Linked DNA regions of Homo sapiens: all the other regions are linked to region 2. The links are chromatin contacts, found by Hi-C in ENCODE. All regions are on one chromosome and are shown on one strand. The core of a region is the stretch at or near the end of the contact, and the rest is flanking DNA. Distances in the headings are between cores, read along the strand shown.

What was found. A loop is a pair of places that touch in the nucleus more often than their neighbours do. Pooled maps may share reads with other maps.
Region 1: a loop to region 2 is called in a map of CD4-positive, alpha-beta T cell, with 8 times the contacts of the local background. The contact joins the promoter of SLC25A14 here to the promoter of UTP14A in region 2. A Hi-C loop is called at or near these places in 2 of 168 maps with a recorded cell type or tissue (CD4-positive, alpha-beta T cell and CD8-positive, alpha-beta T cell) and 9 of 50 pooled maps.
Region 3: a loop to region 2 is called in a map of gastrocnemius medialis, with 4 times the contacts of the local background. The contact joins the promoter of SMARCA1 here to the promoter of UTP14A in region 2. A Hi-C loop is called at or near these places in 1 of 168 maps with a recorded cell type or tissue (gastrocnemius medialis) and 1 of 50 pooled maps.

What each region holds. Positions count from the first base shown.
Region 1 is chrX:130,338,574-130,341,273 of GRCh38, forward strand. SLC25A14 (solute carrier family 25 member 14) reads left to right here and starts at 1,346. Exons shown (of 11, transcript NM_001282195.2): 1 at 1,346-1,403; 2 at 1,534-1,780. The coding sequence starts at 1,706. RefSeq lists an enhancer at 978-1,551 and a silencer at 1,364-1,573.
Region 2 is chrX:129,904,740-129,907,439 of GRCh38, forward strand. It overlaps UTP14A (UTP14A small subunit processome component), which reads left to right and starts at 1,425. Exons shown (of 15, transcript NM_006649.4): 1 at 1,425-1,497; 2 at 2,628-2,700. The coding sequence starts at 1,472. It overlaps LOC105373335 (a long non-coding RNA gene), which reads right to left. Exons shown (of 3, transcript NR_188631.1): 3 at 2,525-2,700.
Region 3 is chrX:129,522,070-129,524,769 of GRCh38, forward strand. SMARCA1 (SNF2 related chromatin remodeling ATPase 1) reads right to left here and starts at 1,421. Exons shown (of 25, transcript NM_001282874.2): 1 at 1,128-1,421. The coding sequence starts at 1,301.

The sequences.
Region 1 (2,700 bases), core at 96-2,595, 430 kb after region 2:
CATAAGCAATAAACCCTATTATTGCGTACTCTCGCGTGATTAGGGAACGTTGTTAAGAGGCTCAAAAATCGGACGTCATAGCTCAAAAATCGGACGTCATAGCACATTGGCTAATGGAATCACCCAGGGGCTTTGCGGTTTCCCCTTCCAGCAGCCAGAGGGGCCAGAGTCGGAAGCTGGGGGTCGGACTCTTGGCATCTTCTGGTGGATTATGAGGTTTGGATTAACTGGGATTTCCCGTTGGTGTTTTTCTGCCTCATCTGTTTAGCTTTTTGTGGTCCCCTTTTTGGTATCCAACTTGCTCTTTCTTAAGTGAAGTTTCTGATTAAAGCAAGAGCTTCGAGTAAGGGGTCTGACCGTAATTTTTCACTGGTTAATGTCTGACGTCCAGTAGGTGCTGTCTGGATCATTCTCCGTCCCTCCCTCCCTTCTTTCCCTCCCCCCCTTCCTTTCTCTCCCTTTCTCTTTTCTTTCTCTCTCTCCCTCCCTCCTTCCTTTCTCTTTCTCTCTCTCTCTCTTTCTCTCCTTTCTTGGATGGAGTCTTGCTTTGTCACCCAGGCTAGAGGGCAGTGGCGTGATCTCAGCTCACTGCAACCTCCACCTCCGGGGTTCAAGTGACTCTCCTGCCTCAGCCTCCCGAGTAGCTGGGACCACAGGTGCGTGCCACCACACCCAGCTAATTTTTTTGCATTTTTACTAGAGACGGGATTTCACCATGTTGGCCAGGCTGGTCTCAAAACTCCTGGCATCAAGTGATGCGCCCGGACCCTCAAAGTGTTGAGATTACAGGCGTGAGCCACCGCGCCTGGCCTTGAACTTTATTTTCTCATTGAGCCCAGGCACCTCACTAAATTCGGCTCACCCCTATGTCTCACTTTCCTACTTTTGTTTTGAAGCCTTTGCCCCACCCCCTCCACGTTGCCGCCTTTTTCGTACTGAGCGCGCAGGGCACTACGCCCACCACTCCCCTTGACCCACTCCTCAAGCCCTGATACCGGGGCGAGGCCCCTTCCTTTTCTAGTCCTTCTACGCGCCAGGTGGGTGGGTTTCGCGGTGACGAGGCGACACCTCTTTCCCCTCTGGCGAGCACGTTAACTGGGGAAGCTACCAAATTCTCACGCCTTAGCTGCCCTGCCTCCACCTCCCGCAAGTCCGGTTGCCCCTCTAGGCTTCTGCGCCTGCAGTGGTTCCGACCCTCGCCTTTAGAACTCTGCCGCTTCCGCCTCTTATTTCGCGCCTTTGTTTTTAGTTTTGGAAGGGGCGGAGTTGAAATGGCTGCGCCGCGGTTGCCGAAGCAACGCTTTGGTTACTTCCGTTGGTTTCAATGCTTCCGGGTTGGCGCTGCAGTGGCGTTTCCGACTGTGGGAGCCTCAGCTTCCCAGTCGTCCGATGAGCCCGAGCAGGTGAGGGGGAGCTCCTGGACTTCCAGGCTGGGGAGCGGGGCTGGGCCGCGCCAGGCCGCGCGGGGCCGGGCTGGCCTGGTTCCCGGCCTGGGAGGGGCTTAACGGTCCTCTGGTCTCTCTCTCCCCTCAGCTGAGTCCCTTCCCTGTCTTTCACTCTTCTGGCATCGGTGGTTTTACTTCTTCGATTGAACCCTGCTTCCTCGACCCCCCTGGGAGGCCGCCTTCTTCAGGCGCCTCCCTTCTCTCCACGAGCTCGCTCTGACAGCTGAGGAACTGGCAAGATCCTGCTACCCAGAGGGTGAATGGGTATCTTTCCCGGAATAATCCTAATTTTTCTAAGGGTGAAGTTTGCAACGGCGGCCGTGATTGTAAGCGGAGTAAGCAAACACCTCCATTGTATTAGTGTAAGGGATACTGTTGAAAGATGCTCCCCTTCGGTTTCTACCCCCTGTCACTCCTGAGGTCAAGGCATTGAAGGCATCTATTAAAATGCAGTTCAGTTACTTGATTGGCATGACAGCTGTTATCAACATGAATTAGTTTCTCAGACAGGATAACAGCAGGGACATTTATGGTTTCCTGTCAGTGATTCCTTGTTGTTGTTGTTTTTCCCCCCAGCCTAGAGATGCCTAGCGTTATCATGAACTCTTCCCTCGTCTTCATTCCCTACATCATCGAGTTCTTTGTGTCTTCATTGGGGAAGTCTATCTCTAACCTCAGTGCCAACAAGCATCTTTGTCTGCTGTACTTTGCACCATCCTAAGCTAGTCTCCCTGCCTCTCCCGTTTGTAATGTAATCCACTGTGTTTGCTGCAGCCCTAATAGGCTAAAATGTGGTGGATTTCCTCAAGTCACTTCGTTGTTAAACACACACACACAAAACATGCAGCCCCCTCCTACACCCCCTACCCCCACCCCTTGGTTTCAAGCCTTTCAACATAACATGCTCCTTATCACACTTCTTGTCTGATACTGTTTCAGTCAACAAGGGAATTCTCTGTTCCAGTTAGGTTCCTTTCTTCTTGGCACAAACCATACTGATGCCTGCTTCTACATGCTGTGCTTGTTCCCACATTTGTGTTTCTGTTCATTCTCTCTTCCCTGCCCCTCTCCCTTACCTGCACCTAACCAGGTTGTACCTACCGTCTCTCAAGGTTCAATTTAGGTTCTCTCACCTCGGCAATTTTCAAATTAGTCAATCCCATGCTGGTTGTAGTCTTTTCTATGCTCCTCTTGCTCTTAAAGTTTGTACTACACAGTTTAGTACTTAATTTTTCTCTAACGCACTACTTTGATT
Region 2 (2,700 bases), core at 175-2,674:
AAAGACTGAGAGGTATCCGTTTTATTTAGCAACTTTGGGTGTCGCTGATCTTGTCCAGAGCAATTTCTGTGGAATAATGGGGCAAAAGCAAAATGGGAATGGATTACAAGAATGAAAAGAACGGGCCGGGCGCCGTGGCTCACGCCTGTAATCCTAGCACTTTGGGAGGCCGAGACGGGTGGATCATGAGGTCACGAGATCGAGACCATCCTGGCTAACACGGTGAAACCCCGTCTCTACTTAAAAAAAAAAAAAAAATTAGCCGGGTGTGGTGGCAGGCGCCTGTAGTCCCAGCTACTCAGGAAGCTGAGGCAGGTGAATGGTGTGAACCCGGGAGGCGGAGCTTGCAGTGAGCTGAGATCGCACCACTGCATTCCAGCGTGGGCGACGGAGTGAGACTCCGTCTCAAAAAAAAAAAATGAAAAGAATGTTCTTGTCTATTATTTTTCTACAATCATTAATTAATATATATATATATTAGGCCGGGCCCGGTGGCTCACACCTGTAATCTCAGCACTTTGGGAGGCCGAGGCGGGCAGATCACTTGAGGCCAGGAATTCTAGACCAGCCTGGCCAACGTGGCAAAACCCCGTCTCTACTAAAAATGCAAATATTAGCCGAGCATGGTGGCGGGTGCCTGTAATCCTAGCGACTCGGGAGGCTGAGGCAGGAGAATCGCTTGAACCCGGGAGGTGGAGGTTGCAGTGAGCTGAGATCACGCCATTGCACTCCAGCCTGAACGACACAGCAAGGCTCTGTCTCAAAAATAAATAAATAAAATTCTTAAAAGTTGATGGGAGAAAAAAAGTTGTTTAAAAAAATTTTTTTAAGTTGATGGGAGGTGAGGAAGCGTAGTTACTGATGGCCCCTTCTTGGATAAAAAAAATCTTTTGACTCAGGAAATGAAGAACAAAGCTGCAATTACAAGGGATCAAAGGCGATTTTTCCTTAAATGGAAGGAAACTTGTTATGTTCACCATCGGATCTCCGGGGCCCGGCACAATCTGGCCACTTAATAGGCATTCAATAAACCCCCGAGCTGGCTTGTGGTCGGCTTGCAGGACGCCGTCGCACAAGGACGGGCGCTGTAGTCTTTCCTTCTGGATTCTGCAGTGACGAATGAAGGCGCGGGCTCAGCCCCTGAGAGCGCAGCACCGTCGCCCTAAGCTAACCCACCTTGGGCCACGTGGAAACCAGGGGCCAGGAGGACAGACACCCGCGCGCCAGAGAAATACGGGGTGGGTGGAGAAAGGAATGCCCCACCCGCTGACAGCCGTTTCATCTCAGGCCTCCCAGTTTTCTGCAGGCCCCTCCCTACACGGCTCCTGCTTCTCTCACGCCTCGTACGGAACGGAAGTGACGTGTACGTCGCGAGCGATTGACGGAAACAGAAATTGCTTTGCGGCCCGCACGGAAATTGCTTTCCTTCGGCTTCCGTTCTTGGTCCATGTGAGAGAAGCTGGCTGCTGAAATGACTGCGAACCGGCTTGCAGAGAGGTGAAGGGCAACGAGGGGAGGGGGGATTCTGGGTCTCGTTGGGGGCCGGGTTCCCCAGCTTTTGGGAAATGGGAGCCCCCCCTTTAACAGATGGCAGTGGTTCCCCTGAAGAGCTGGCCATTCGTTCCTATTTTCCGCGATCCAGCCTTTAAAGCCCTTTTAATTTAATTTCATTCGCTTACTCCGCTCCTCAGCTGTATAGCCGCATCCCTGTTGGTCCTGATGCTGTTTCTGCCTCCCCAGCTCATTTACTGTGTTTCACATTTTTCGTCACGTGGCCCCTTTTTCTGCCTCTGTCGCGGCCCGATTTAATCCTCTGCGCAGGCAGTGCAGGCGTTATAAACTCCCCGAATCTTGGAAAGCTTTGCTGATTGGAGTCATCCACCACGTTTTGGCTCCTGTGATGTTTTGTGCCCCCCCCACCCCGCCCCCGGAACTAAATGTAGTCCGTTTAGTAATGTTGGCTTTGCAAATACTAATAATATATGCTGTTAGGTAATGGTACATTTTATAATTTGTTTGTGGGTACCAATCTCCTTAGTTAAGCACCTACTTTACTAAGCAAGCCCCAGGGAAAGTGGCTTACCCAGCTGCTTTCGACCTGTTTCTCCATTCCTGGGAACAAGGATCAAGATAACACTTTTGATTAGGCTGCCTATCAATGAGTCAAATATATGGAGGATGCTTAGAAATATTAATCGTGAAACTGCCTTGCCTCCAGGGCTAGCTAGCAACAGCGTCTTTGGCCATATTATTCTAGGGTCTGACATTTTTACAGCTTCCCATAGGTCATAGGAAATGTTGTGCCAATCCCTGAAAAGTGATAGCTCTTTTACATGCAGTTTTGAAGTCAGGCATCACTCTTGGAGGTGATGCCTGACTTCAGTCTAAATTTCACATCTTGACAAGTTTCCAAAGGCATTCACGCTGCTTTATATATCTTCTGAGGGATAGGGCTATTCTGTGCTGAAATTACAATGTTTTCGAGATTGTTTTAATAGATTAGACATTGCTTCAAATAATAATATTTCTTTTTTTAATTTCGACTTTTATTATAATTAAGGGATACATATGCAGGTTTGTTACATGGGTATATTGCATTCACATTTCTCTGTTGCCTCTTTTAACAGCCTTCTGGCTTTGAGCCAACAGGAAGAACTAGCGGATTTGCCAAAAGACTACCTCTTGAGTGAGAGTGAAGAT
Region 3 (2,700 bases), core at 171-2,670, 380 kb before region 2:
GAAAAAATCCACACATAAACCATTAGTTATGCAATTTTATCATACATCAAAAATGCTTATGCCCCATCCTATTTTTATGTCAATTTTTCAACGTTTTATAGTTTTATTTGCATGTCTCGGGCCACACGAAATGTGCCTTATGGAGATAATACATATTTTCTGGATTGGCTTTAATATGTGTCAGAGCAGTTCCCTTACGTTAGAAGCAGCTCATCTTGGCGACGCTGAGTTTTTTAAAAATTAAAGGAGAAAAAAAAAAAAAACCTGTGTGTGTCCAGGAGCCAGCAGCGCCCACTAGGAGAGGGAGGCGGAAGCCTGGAAAGCTTGGGGCCGGATTGAGGGACCATTGGGGTGGCCCTGGAGTGAAACCCTATACCGTCGGGGGCGGGGCAGAAGAGGGTGAGGGTGCAGATGTTGGAAATTTTCCTAAGCCAGCGTCCACGGTTCCTCAGTTTGGGGGGGCGGGGGGGTACGACGCAGAGAGCTCCTTTCCTCGGGGTGACACCCCCACCTCGGCAGGCGGGGTTCAAACGAACAAGGGATGGTTTTTTTCCTGCCATCCAAAAGACCGACATTGCCAATGAAAGAAAGAAATGTCTTCCCTGTCACCCTCCACCCAGCAACCACCAGCACCTTGAAATTCAAATTACAAAAAAAGCCCCAGCAAAACCCCTTTAGCGCGAGTGTGGGATTGAAGGGCCCAGATTTCCCAGGCAGAGGCCGACGGGAAGGCGGGGGGAGAGGGAGCGAGCGAGAGGAGAGGGAGAGGCGGAGGCTTTTTCCTGCACAGCCCCATCCCCCACCCCGTTACCCGAGTTCCGGGAAGGTGGAGGGGGTCGGGGGCTGTCGAGGGGCTCCCGAGCCCCCAGGCCCCGGGAGAGCGGGCACCCCTCCACCCCGCGCCGCTCCCGCCCGCGCCCAGCCCCGCCCCCGTCCTCCAGGCGGCGAGAAGGAAAGGGGGAGGGGAGCGAACGCCAGGCGGTTCCGCCGCCGACCCCCGCACCCGCCGCCCCTAGCCCCGCAAAGCTCCGCGGGTACCTGTCGGCGCCGAAAGGTCAGGGTTTGGGCCCCTCAGAGGGGCCAGGCACAGGATTTGTCCACCACACACACACCCCCTTCCTATTTACCTCCTTCTTCTTCTCGCCCTTCTCCGTGGCCGCGGTGGCTTCGGTGGCCGCGGCGGCCGCTCCCTCCTCCTGAGAGGTGGACGGCCCGGGCTGCTCGTCCTCTATGACCACGATAGTGGCGGTCGCATCCGCGGCTGCCACGGTGGCTGCCACTGCGGCAGTGTCCTGCTCCATGCCGTGGGAGCGGGAACGAGTAGGGGGACAAGGCAGGGGACGAGGGCTCCTGGGCGGCGGCAGTGGCTGCACTGGAAAGAGCTAGATGGAGCAGGGGTGGGGAATCACTCCGCTTCCAACCCCTTCGCTCAGGCCCCCCCTTCTTTAAATAACCCTCAACCCTGCCCCACTTCCGTCCACCCACCCTACGTCATGGCCTCCCCCCGTCACTCTCCCCCCTTCCTCCACCCCCCCCCCCTCAACGATCGCGAGACTCCCCTTCCCCACCCAGAGCCCGGGCCGGCCCCGCACGACCAACTGTTGCCTGAGTGTGGGGCGCGGACAGGGGTGGAGGCGGGAACCCACAACTCGCGGCCCCCTGAAAATCTCCTTTCCCACACGCCCCCAACAGTGAGCCTGAGCTCCCCTCGCAGATGCGTGCAGAACGAATCCTCTTTCCCTTAAATCTGCTCTTTGTACCTCGGGGCGCTCTCCCCTTCTTGCACAAAGAACTTTTCCTCTGCTCCTAACTGTACTGTAGAAGGTCTTTTTCACCATTTGCAAAGCGCGGAACCCCTCTGGGACTGCCCTTTCCCGGATCCCTAAAGAGGTAGGATTAGCGGTGCTGTTTCCACCTTCCTAAATTCTGCACAAAGAGAAGCACTCCTTGAATCTCTTGATTGCAGCTGCAAACACATTCACTTACAAGGCAAAGTCTGACTCTCAAGTTTTACGTATATTTGCTCTATTTTCACCTCTGGTACCTCTCAGGTAGCCAATGTGCAGGAACACTTCTCTTACCTTCACCACTGCATTTTTAAATTCCTAGGGGACAAGGTTACCCACCGAACCTGGGGCAACATGTGGTAGGCACTCAATATTAGCAATTGAAATGAATTACTGTGATTTTTTGGCACAGGTTCTATTTGCACCTCCATTATTATTTGGTAATAATACAACACATAATATGAATGATCATGGATATAAAATCATTTCGTGATACAGAATCAATCAGTGTCCATCAGCAGGTGAATGGTTAAGGAAAATGTGGTCTGTATACACAATGGAATACTATGTAGCCATAAAAAAGAATGAAATGTCATTTGCAGCAACATAAATGAAACTGATGTTTATTATGTTGCACAAAATAAGCCAGGCACAGAAAGACAAATAACACATGTTCTCACTCATATGTGGGAGCTAAAAAGTTGATCTCATGGAGGTAGAGAGTAGAATGATAGGTACCAGAAGTCTGGGAAGGGTGTGTGGGGTTGAGGCGGATCAATGAAGAGAGGTCAGTTAATGAGTACAAATATACAGTTAGATGGAAGGAATAAGTTATAATGTTCAAAGTAGAGTAGGGTGACTCTACTGAACAAACAATGCAATGTATATTTCGAAATAGCTAGAAGAGAGGACA